4 separate regions of the Homo sapiens genome follow, and regions 1, 2 and 4 are each linked to region 3. A link is a contact called in ENCODE Hi-C or POLR2A ChIA-PET data. All regions are on one chromosome and are shown on one strand. Each heading gives the region's core, a stretch centred on a gene start or an enhancer-like site at or near the end of the contact. The rest is flanking DNA. Distances are from core to core; before and after follow the strand shown.

Evidence for each region. Hi-C counts contacts between places; a loop is a spot of excess contacts on that map. ChIA-PET counts read pairs that join two places held with the same protein, here RNA polymerase II (POLR2A). Pooled maps may share reads with other maps.
Region 1: a map with no recorded cell type shows a loop between it and region 3 (6-fold over the local background). The contact joins the promoter of LINC02363 here to the promoter of CENPU in region 3. A Hi-C loop is called at or near these places in 7 of 37 single-sample maps with no recorded cell type and 9 of 50 pooled maps. POLR2A ChIA-PET finds 5 or more read pairs at or near these places in 5 of 52 experiments (HepG2, OCI-LY7, WTC11 and 1 more).
Region 2: a loop to region 3 is called in a pooled map, with 4 times the contacts of the local background. The contact joins the enhancer-like site here to the promoter of CENPU in region 3. A Hi-C loop is called at or near these places in 5 of 50 pooled maps. POLR2A ChIA-PET finds 5 or more read pairs at or near these places in 6 of 52 experiments (Caco-2, activated CD4-positive, alpha-beta T cell, activated CD4-positive, alpha-beta memory T cell and 2 more).
Region 4: a loop to region 3 is called in a pooled map of gastrocnemius medialis, with 2.6 times the contacts of the local background. The contact joins the enhancer-like site here to the promoter of CENPU in region 3. A Hi-C loop is called at or near these places in 1 of 168 maps with a recorded cell type or tissue (Right ventricle myocardium inferior), 1 of 37 single-sample maps with no recorded cell type and 7 of 50 pooled maps. POLR2A ChIA-PET finds 5 or more read pairs at or near these places in 4 of 52 experiments (HEK293T, WTC11 and naive thymus-derived CD4-positive, alpha-beta T cell).

Annotation. Positions count from the first base shown.
Region 1 is chr4:184,352,574-184,355,273 of GRCh38, forward strand. LINC02363 (long intergenic non-protein coding RNA 2363) reads right to left here and starts at 1,404. Exons shown (of 3, transcript NR_040108.1): 1 at 740-1,404. RefSeq lists an enhancer at 1,405-1,474.
Region 2 is chr4:184,228,894-184,231,593 of GRCh38, forward strand. No RefSeq gene overlaps it. Among named protein-coding and RNA genes, the nearest start is that of ENPP6, 12 kb to the left of the region's middle. Within about 2 kb of position 1,323, at least 3 of the 41 ENCODE cell types and tissues checked have a DNase peak (open chromatin) inside an H3K27ac peak, as active enhancers do.
Region 3 is chr4:184,732,646-184,735,345 of GRCh38, forward strand. It overlaps CENPU (centromere protein U), which reads right to left and starts at 1,451. Exons shown (of 13, transcript NM_024629.4): 1 at 1,371-1,451. The coding sequence starts at 1,417. RefSeq lists enhancers at 891-1,757, 908-1,027 and a silencer at 1,398-1,457.
Region 4 is chr4:185,110,998-185,113,697 of GRCh38, forward strand. No RefSeq gene overlaps it. Among named protein-coding and RNA genes, the nearest start is that of SLC25A4, 31 kb to the right of the region's middle. Within about 2 kb of position 1,279, at least 9 of the 41 ENCODE cell types and tissues checked have a DNase peak (open chromatin) inside an H3K27ac peak, as active enhancers do.

The DNA of each region.
Region 1 (2,700 bases), core at 154-2,653, 380 kb before region 3:
CTGTGTTGAGCCAGCCATGGTATCTTACCTTCTTGCTAGTCAGTGGGATACAAAGATGATTCAATATTGCCCCAATTTTCAATAAATTTGCCAGGTCGGGCACGGTGGCCCTCGCCTGTAATCCCAGCATTTTAAGAGGCCAGAGCAAGAGGATTACTTGAGCCCAGAAGCCCAAGACCACCCTGGGCAGCATAGTGAGACCTCGTCTCTAGAAAAAAATTTAAAAACTTAGCTGGGCATGGCGGTGCCTGCCTGAAGTCCCGGCTACTTGGGAGGCTAAGGTGGGAGGATTGCTTGAGCCCAGAAGTTAGAGGCTGCAGTGAGCCATGATCACACCACTGCACTCCAGCCTGGGTGACACAGTGAGACCATGTCTCAAAATAAATAAATAAATAAATAAATTTGCCTTGCAAAATGTTCAAGATGGCTGGACAGCACCCACAGGGTAAGCTCTTTGACACAGGAACGACACATACAACTAAAGATAAAAATAATGTGATACTTGATTGAGCATAATTTTATGGAGCAGAGGTAGCTAGAATGAGTGGAGAAAGCAACCAGGGAGAAGAGAGCCGAGTGGGTTATTCTCTCCAAATTTTGAATAAAGTCATGGGAAAATCAAAGTAGTAGGAAGGGGTCAAAATGAAGCGTGCAAAGATGTAAGAGTATTATCACGAGAACCCAAGACAGCAAAATACGTGTATGTCTAAATACACCAGAACAGCAAAGGAGAGCTTACCTTATTTAAAGTGACATAAATAAAATTGTAAAACGTAGGGATGCTACTGGAGGCTGAGGGTGGAGGAGACACTGATATAAGCAGCTTTCTTGGTCCTTTGCTTTTGTCGATCAATTTTCCAGGATTAGCTAAAATGCAGCCAGATTTATCCCAGTAAGAAAAAACGTACCCCCTTTCTGGATGCCCAGAGCACTTTGTTTCCTCAGTACAAAGCAGTGACCACATGTGGCTTCAAATTTTGCCATGGAAATCCCCTTACACCCCCTGAAAGCAGATTCAGGTGTGCTAGATGGTATTTTCCAAAGATGAAACCGTCACAGTATCTCCTACTCATGTGCTTCCAGAACTTCGCCACTACCTAGTCAAGACGTAGAGCCTAATTCCGTTTCCTTGAGTCAAGGCAGGTTTGGGACTCACTCACAACCCATAGAAGGCAGTACAATGGATGCTGCCTAGCTTCTAGGTCATCAAAGGCGGCTGAGCTTCTGTCTTGCTGGGGCATTTGCTCTCGGAGCCCTGGCCTTCCACGTGAAGTCCGAGTACCCAAGGCAGCCATGCTGTGAGGGAGGCCACAGTGCCTGGGGAGGACCAGGATGGACGCTGCAGTCAGCGGACCTCATCCTCCAGTGCTCCAGGCCAGGGTTAGACATATAAGGAAAGGAGCCGTTAGACCATAATACACCCCAGCTGCTGCGTTACCCACAGTGGTCACAGCCCCAGCTGTCATGCAGCAGAGACAAGCCACTCCTGCTGTCTAAATTCCAAACCCGCCAGGTGTGGTGGCTCATGCCTGTAATCCCAGCACTTTGGGAGGCTGAGGCAGGCGGATCACGAGGTCAAGAGTGCAAGACCAGCCTGACCAATATGGTGAAACCCCGTCTCTACTAAAAATAGAAAAAAATTAGCCGGGCATGGTGGCACTTGCCTGTAATCTCAGCTACTCAAGAGGCTGAGGCAGGAAAATCGCTTGAACCCAGGAGGCAGAGGTTGCAGTGAGCGGAGATCGTGCCATTGCACTCCAGCCTGGGTGACAGAGTGAGACTCCATCTTAAATAATTAATTAATTAATTAATTAAATAAAATAAAATAAATTCCAAACCCACAGACTCTGAGAGCATAAATAAGATGATCTTTTTAAACCACTAAATTAAGGGGTGACTTCTTATGCAGCAACAGTACCGGGGGAACCAGGTATGAGCAGTGCACATATTTTCACTGAATTTATATTGTTTGGGAAGTTTTCCTGGTTAAGAGTTCCGATTATAGACATTATGTTAACAGAGAAACCAACACCTAGGACGATTAGAGGGTAATCAGTGGCTTCTCCAGGGCTTCAGCTACAGTGATGGGTGAGAGGAACATGACAAGGATCAATTCTGAGAGTGCTGGCCGGGTGCAGTGGCTCACACCTGTAAGCCCTCATTTTGTGAGGTCGAAGTGGGTAGATCGCTTGAGTCCAGGAGTTCAAGACCAGCCTGGGCAACACGGCAAAACCCCATCTCTACAAAAAATACAAAAATTAACTGAGAGTGGTTGTGCTCACCTATAGCCCCAGCTACTCAGGAGGCTGAGAAAGGAGGATCACTTGAGCCTGAGGAGGCCAAGGCTGCAGTGAGCCGTGATGGTGCCACTACACTCCAGCCGGGGTGACACAGTGAGACCCTGTATTTAAAAAAAAAAAAAAAAAAGTATTCTACTTGAAGCAAGAAAAAAATATTTTCTGGAAGGGAATCACTTTCCTAAAAAAGAAAAGTAGCAGAATTTTTGTGCCTAGGGACAACTGAGAATAGGCACCCCCTCACCCATGCTGTGTCCTCCAGGATGAGCTGCCCACAGGTGAGGTGGGGGACCACCACCCAGCTTAGGCAGGAGTGGCCCCTGCAGGGGCAACACAGCGAAGAAGGCTTATCAAGCAGGATGGGGGTTTCCAAGCAGTGCTGCAAAAAGGCCTTTCTGTTGTT
Region 2 (2,700 bases), core at 73-2,572, 500 kb before region 3:
GGAGGCTGAGGCAGGAGAATCGCTTGAACCAAGGAGTCAGAGGTTGCAGTGAGCCAAGATTGCGCCACTGCACTCCAGCCTGGGCGACAGAGCGAGACTCCGTCTAAAAAAAAAAAGAAAAGAAAAAAAACCGAGTGTTCATTGTGGTCAACCAGCCCTATACTACCTTGCCTCCCATTACACTGACCTCCTTTCCTACTAATCTCAATCATGCGTGTGTCCCACTTGCAATAACCTCCTTGTTGACAGTAGCTCAAGCCAGATATTCTCTGCCTCTGGGCCTTTGCACTGGCTATTTCCTCTACCTGGGAATGCTCTTCCCCCCGCATCCACATAGCTCCCTCACTTTCTTCAAGTCCTTGTTTACATGTCATCTTCTCAATGAGGTCTAATCCCATCTAAAGTTGCAACCGCACATCCTGAAAAGCTTATAATGCTTTTTATGGTTTGTAATATTTAATAGGTTTATCACCTTTTAATACACTATATAGATGACTTCTTTATTATGGTTATTGTTTATGGTCTGTGTCCACTTACCTCTGGCTCTAATGTTAGCTCAGTGAGGGCAAAGATCTTTGTTTTATTCACTGTGTATTCCAAGAGCCTGGAACAAAATAAGGCTCCCTAAGCACTTGTTGAATAAATGAATCTGTTAAGTGGATCAGGGTCTCTGGTGCCCAGTGGAGAAAAGTAGTATGGTGGGGTGACCAACTTGTTCTGATCTGCCTAAGAGTTTCCTGGTAATAGCACTGAAAGTCCCATGTCCCAGGAAAGCCATCACTCCCGGGCACACTGGGATGGGGGATCACCTAGAATTTGGGGGGAAGTGGGGTGATTGTAAGGGCAGTCTGCTTGTTCTATCAATTGTTCTGTGAATTGCATGATAGATGGAGAACCAGTGGAGGACTAGTGAAACCCTCCCCTCAGTACTGAAGACAGCAAGCCACAAAGAACATTTTAAAAGCTTCCAGAGATAAAAAGCAGATAGTATACACAAGAACAAGAATTAAGCTAGCCTTAAAACTGTCATGAAAATTTGAGGGGTCTGATGAAAATGTTCTCAAGCCTTCAAGACCCCTTTACTCTCTTTGTCTCTCTCTCTCTCTCTCTCTCTCACACACACACACACACACACACACATACACACACACACAATGAACATTCTCTTGGAAGATGTATTCTTCAGAAGGGAAACAAATTCACGAGTTGCTTCAAGTACGTATGATCAAAGGAAGAAAGGAGGAAAAGAGAGTCCCTAACAACCCAGTCTATGATCTCTGGATCGCACGGGGCAGCCTCTCTGTGGTGGCTTCAACCCTGTGGGACTCTTGCTTGGCTGGAAGCCAAGCCTCCAGCACCGTGGCTAGGACCAGGGAGCTACGCAATAACTCCGCTTCCGTAACCACTGTTTCCTGGGGGCAGGAACTTAGAGAGTCTCAGACTGCTGAATGCTTCTTCCTGTAACTAAGACCTGGAGCACAATTCGGGGAAGGAACGGGTGAGGTCCCCAGAAGATGCTGGGTTTGGGCACGAAACCGCAGAGCCCCTCTCTCCCTGCCAGCCCCCGGCCAGCCAGAAAGCCCAGAAAGCAGCACTGGATCTGAGAGATGTGGGCCCGTTGTCAGCTTCCACCTTCTCTCCCTGGACTCTACCCGCCCAGATACTGGAGGGACTACATAGGCCCATTCATTGCAAAGAATGTCCCCTAGTCCTTCTCAGAGAGGGCAATGTGGGGCCATTTCACTGCAGCTCCTGGATGAGGAGACAGACCGCACTGCTCGGCACAGCAAATCACTAAACCCTGCCCTTAGCCCCCAGGAGGAGGTGAGGTTTCCAGATACACAAATGCTCAGCCCTCCTGCCTTCCATCCTGTGGGTCCCAAACCTGGGCATTTGTGAGAGAAAATAATTCCACCTCCGAGTATAAATTGCTTTTAAAAAACAAAAGTCCCAGCTGGGCATGGTGGCTCATGCCTGTAATCCCAGCACTTTGGGAGGCCAAGGCGGGTGGATCACCTGAGGTCAGGAGTTTGAGACCAGCCTGGTCAAGATGGTGAAACCTGGTTTCTACTAAAAAGAAAAAAATTAGCTGGATGTGGTGGCACGCACCTGTAGTCCCAGCTACTGGGGAGGCTGAGGCTGGAGAACCGCTTGAACCCAGGAGGCAGAGGTTGCAGTGAGCCGAGATCATGCCACTGCATTCCAGCCTGGGTGACAGAGCAAGACTCCATCTTAAGAAAAAAAAAAAAAGGAAGTCTTTTTTATTCTAAGCATTGTTTCCAATATGCAAAAATAAGGAAATCTTTCCATTAGGGAAATCTTTCCATTAGAGAAATCATGTATATAGTTTTCAAAGCTCTTTCATTTTTTTTGAACCTCAATACAAATAGGTAGGGCCATTCTCACTTTTCTCTGTTTATAGATGAAAACATTGATATCTAGAATTAAATGTGCTTGCATTTATGCACTGTTATTTCCTTAAAATAGTGTCACAAAAATTATAATAAAATCACTGTATAAGCAAATTTTGAATTCAAATACCCCAGAAAAAATAAAACACTACATAATTCCAAAGCTGAAAGCCAGTGAATTGTAAAATGTTTTTATACTGTTGCCACAAGCTACCACCATATGAACAGGAAAACAGAAATACCAGCCCCCGCTTTCAGTGTCCTAGAAATCATGCTGCTATTTCAGGTG
Region 3 (2,700 bases), core at 201-2,700:
CTTGCCTTACGCTGGAGTCAAGGTGGGGCTTCTGAGAGACAGAAACCTCTGTGACAACCCACAGGTAAAATTTCTGGGCCAGGCGCGGTGGCTCATGCCTGTAATCTCAGCGCTTTGGGAACCCCAGGAGGGCGGATCACGAGGTGAGGAAATCAAGACCATCCTGGCCAACATGGTGAAACCCCGTCTTTACTAAAAATACAAAAATTAGCTGGACGTGGGGGCGAGCGCCTGTAATCCCAGCTCCTCTGGAGTCTGAGGCAGGAAAATCGCTTGAACCTGGGAGGCGGAGATTGCGCCACTGCACTCCAGCCTGGGCCACAGAGTGAGACTCCGTCTCAAAAAAAAAAAAAAAAAAAAATTCTGTTGTATGTGCGTAAGTGTGTTTTGGGAGGAGGCATGAACAGATTTCATGAGTCTCAAACCCAAAAATGTTAAAAGATAAAAATAAAAAAAGACAACAAAAACCACTAGCCTTTCAGATAAACTCTTTTCAGCTGACATTGAAGGCTGACATTCTCTTCTAATCCTTTTTTGCACTGGGGGAGTCTTCATTCTCCTCCACTGGCCACAGAAGTCTGGTCTCGGTTTCCCCACCCACCTGCGGTGTCCTGCTCCAGCTTTTCCACCCTAACCCCGCATCTACCAGCACCTCCTCCTCCAGGCAGCCTTCCCAGGCCCGGGGGAACTCCTGTTCTCTTCAGATCGTCTTGGCGTATGGCTTTGTGCACCGTCTGCAGCAAGCCGAGACCCTTCCCGCCAGATCCAGGCCGGGCCTTGGATGGCCATTCGCCAACGAATCAGCGACCAGCATTCTAGAGCGCGTTTTGCAACCGACCAAACGCTCGCTTTCTTTGGTAAACAAAAACCGCTCGAGCCATCCTGGAGAACCGCAAGCGGCAGCTCGGTCCCCCAGCCGGATTTATGCTCCAGTTTACGGTCTGTGGTTTGCAGTAAGAAAACACCAGGGTCTTCAAAATAAGAAAACTGATTCCCAGTCAGAGAATAAAACTCCACTAACAAAGTCTGGCAAACCGCAGGCAATACGTATTTGCTGAATATTTTGCTTTCAAGCTAGCACTTTGAGACTCACTACTTTGGACGGCACTCCCCCTCCCCACAAAACGACACGACACTGGCTGACGTCTCTCCCACCCGCCAGGCAGTGTTAGGCCCCGACAGGCCCGTGCAGGTGGGATCACTGTTATCCCCACTAGACTGAGGAGGAAGCCGGGGACCCGGGCGATTGGCCACTCGGGCGACCTCCACAGTGGAGCACCAACAGCGCCGGGAGGCGCAAACCACGGCAGGCGAGGAAGCAGTTCAAGCTGGTCTCCGGCCCCGCGCTCCCGAGGGTCGGCAGTACTTACCCCTCAGACCTGTGAGGCCGCGGCCGCCGCCGCCCCCGCGGGGCCATGGTGCCGCTCTCCGCTCTCGAGCGACTGGAAGCTCCCGCCAAGCCCCTCGCCGCTCCGAACAGCCAATCCGGGCCGAGCACGCGCGCGTGCGCAGGACTTCCTGAGCGGCCCCCGGGCTCCTCCCTGGCCTGGAGCGTGAGGGAAAACTGGGTCTGGTTATTACAGCGCAACGGAGCTGGAGTCCATGCCGCACAACCAGTTACCTACGGTCCAAAACATGCCAAAGTTTTCCGGGCTTTCGCGCCCACCCGCATCGCCAGTTTTCCGGCGCCAGAAAGCCCGGGAGCCACGTGGGACGGCCCCTTGTGGGGTGGGGAAAGGGGAGGAGCTAGTGTCCCTGAGTCGTGGGCAGGTAAGAGGGTGGGTGGAGACCCGTGTTCGCAGCTGTTGTCGCTGAGGCCGCAGTCGTCTTTCCAGGCCTACAGGATTTGGCTTCCAGCCCCTGCTGCCTTTATCAGCTGTCTGAGCTTAGCATGTTACTTTACCGCTATCCCAATACCTTCATTTGTAAATGGACAGGGTTCCTTTTGTTCTTTTATTTTGTTTGTGTTTAAAAATGTGTAATGCAGAAGAATGTAATTGAACCCTTACCTTACACCGCGTATAAAAATTAACGCAAAATGAATCAAAGACCTAACTATAAAGGCTAAAATTAAAACTCTTAGAAGAAAACAGAGCAAAAACTTCATAACATTGGACTTGGTATGATTTCTTGGATATGATACCAAAAGCAGTTTGGGATGATGAAAACGTTCTGGAAATAGTGGTGGATGGATGCACAAGGTGAAGGTACTTAATGCCACAATACTGTAAAGTTAAAAACGGTTAAAATGCTAAATTTTGTTATGTATATTTTACTACGACAAAAATATTACGTTTCATGCATATGAAAGAATATAACGTGTAATGTAAAGATAAAAACAAACATCCGTGTAACCAGCACTACATGGGGATATGGATCATTTTTATATATAACTCTTGGGTACCCCTCTGAATGGTATCCTCCTCCTCCAAAGAATAACCACTCTTCTGATTTTATGTGTATCATTCCTGTGGTTTTCTACCTTGATATAGCCCCAAATAATGTATTGATTATTGTATGTTTCTAAACTTTATATGATATTTGGTAGGTATGCTGCAAGTGCCCTTTCTTACTAAAGCTATTGCTTTTATTTTTTATTTATTTTATTTTTCCATAAATTATTGGGGTGCAGGTGCTATTTGGTTACATGAGTAAGTTCTTTTTTTTTTTTTTTTTTTTTTTTTGAGTTGGAGTTTTGCT
Region 4 (2,700 bases), core at 29-2,528, 380 kb after region 3:
TGCCACTGCACTCCAGCCTGGGTGACAGAACAAGACTCTGTCCCCCCAAAAAAAAAAAAAAATAGGCAATAGGTTCTACTGTAAGGGGACACGCAGAGAGGAATAAAAGCATGGAGAAGGGGTGAGGAGATCCTGGTGGAGATGAGGAAAGCATTCCTGAGGAAATGAGGGCTAATCTGAGATTTGAAGGATGAGAAGAAGATGTCTTTTTTTTGTTTTTTTCGGCTAGTCAAGTGAAGCAGTGGGAGTGGAGAAGGAACAAAGAAATCCTTAACTGGTTGTGACTGCACTCGGACCACCTGAGAAGAAGATATGAAGACAAAAAGAAGGCACGGACTTTCTGTTCGGAACATGTGCAAAAGTCTAGGCAATATAAAGCACGCTGCTTAAGATGGGGGAATAGGACACCCACATATGCTGAGGCGGTGCCAGGACCAGGATAGCAGAGGGCTCTGGAACCCATGTCAGTGAGCCTGAACATCTTCCTGCGGGTAGGCTCCTTGACATGGGTTCCAGAGCCCTCTGCTACCCTGGAACCCATGTCAATGAGTCTGAACATCAGTAGGAGAGTCACTAGAGAGCCTGAGTGTAGAGTGGACAAGGTTAGATTCAATTTAAGAAGACCTCTCTGGCTTCAATGTGGAGGATGGATTGAAGGGGCTCACTGCTGGTTGAGGCTGTGACAGTGGGCTCGGTGAGACAAGCACGGGCATAGCCTGTTGTTAATAATGTTGTATTTATAGTTTTTGGCTTAAGACTTTTTACTTAATATTTCATATTTAGGGTTTTCCCATTTCATTAAAAATTCATTGTAATCATTTTTAATACCTGCTTGGCATTTCATTGTATGGATAATCCATGATTTATTTAACTACTCTTCTATTTTTAAAGGTTGTTTCTGTTTCTTAGTCTAGAATGAGTAGAATTAATATTTTGGTACAAGGATTCTTGTCCACATTTTATAAATATTTTCATAAATATTAAGATTATACTAATCTCTTGCATCAGATGGCAGAAGAGGTGGCGGCAATGTTACCAAAGGAGTGTGTGTGTGTGTGTGTGTGTGTGTGTGTGTGTGTATAAGCAGTATTGCTTTGTCCTACCTAAATTGCAGATCTGCCAAAGAAGGCATAATCTAATATATTCATCCCCTATGTTGCATGGGGCAGGGAAGGCTGTGGGTTTGCACTACATAGCACATTGTTCTATCCAGGCAAAAGGTCAAGCGCTGTAGAAGGCCAAAGCTAAAAATACAGTGTGGCACTGGGGAAAATGAAGGAGCTGTCCAGGGGAAATGAGTCATACTGAATCAGTACCTCTCCTCCTATACACAGCAGTAACCTCCTCAGCTAGGGAAAGCAGACTGGTTCTTACATGAAAGTGATTTCAGGTCAGGCCTGGTGGCTCATGCCTGTAATCCCAGCACTTTGAGAGGCTAAGGTGGGCAGATCACCTGAGGCCAGGAGTTCGAGACCAGCCTGGCCAGAATGGCAAAACCCCCATCTCTACTAAAAATACAAAAATTAGCCAGGTCTGGTGGCACACATCTGTAATCCTACCTACTCGGGAGGCTGAGGCAGGAGAATCGCTTGAATCTGGAAATTGGAGGTTTCAATGAGCTAACATTGCCACTGCACTGCAGCCTGGGTGACAAAGCCAGACTGTCTCAAAATTTTTTAAAAAAAGGAATTTTAACAATAATACCAATAATTTTGGTAACAACATGGAGTAATTTCATTCCTATAGCACTTTTGTTCCTAGAGGTCGACTGCTCATGGACCATCCGTGGACCAGGATACCCCTTGTCCGTTAGCATAGGGTCTCCGGGAAGACAGCACCACACACGGAAGGAATCGAAGGAGCTGAGCCTCCCTGAACATTTCTCACTGGGACTGGTAGGACTCAGTGGATTAGAAGAATGGCATTCCCAGTCTAGAGGGGCAGGCAGTAACCTGTGTGTGGGCATTGAGAGAATATGGTACATGATCCCTGTCATTGCTGTGACCCTGGAAGTTTCTCAGGAAATCCAAATAACTAATGCCAGTTGGACTGTTTATAAGGTTTCCTCTCTTCAGGAAATCATCAAAATATTCTTTCAGCTGCCAGGCCAACTTCTTCAGGACTGAAAGAAAATCTTTCTTTTCAACCACAGAGAGAGAGCAAACAGCCATTGCTAGTTGACAAAGTTTGGGGAGTGGGAGGTGGTTTTATTTTGTTTTTGTAAACAGGGTCTCCCTATGTCACCCAGGCTCGTCTCAAACACCTGGGCATTTGTGAGAGACCTCCCTTCCATGGTCTTCCCCAGCCCTATTTGTCAGGATTTTTAACACAAGTGACTCCAATTTTGAGTCCGTCAACTTTCACAGATAAAAATTATTAAGACTGATAAGCCCAAGTGTTGACAAGTGTGAGTGGGCTAAATTGTATTCCCTCAACATTCATATGTTGAAGTTCTAGCCCCCAGCACCTCAGAATGTAACTGTATTTGAATATAGAGTCTTTGAAGAGATAATTAAGGCCAGGCATGGTGACTCATGCCTGTAATCCCAGCACTTTGGGAGACTGAAGTAGGAGGATTGCTTGAGGCCAGGAGGTCAAGACCAGCCTGGGCAACATAGTGAGACCTTGTCTCTATAAATAAATACATTTGGATAGAGTTAATTAATGTGAAATAAAATATGGTTATTAGGGAGGGGTTCT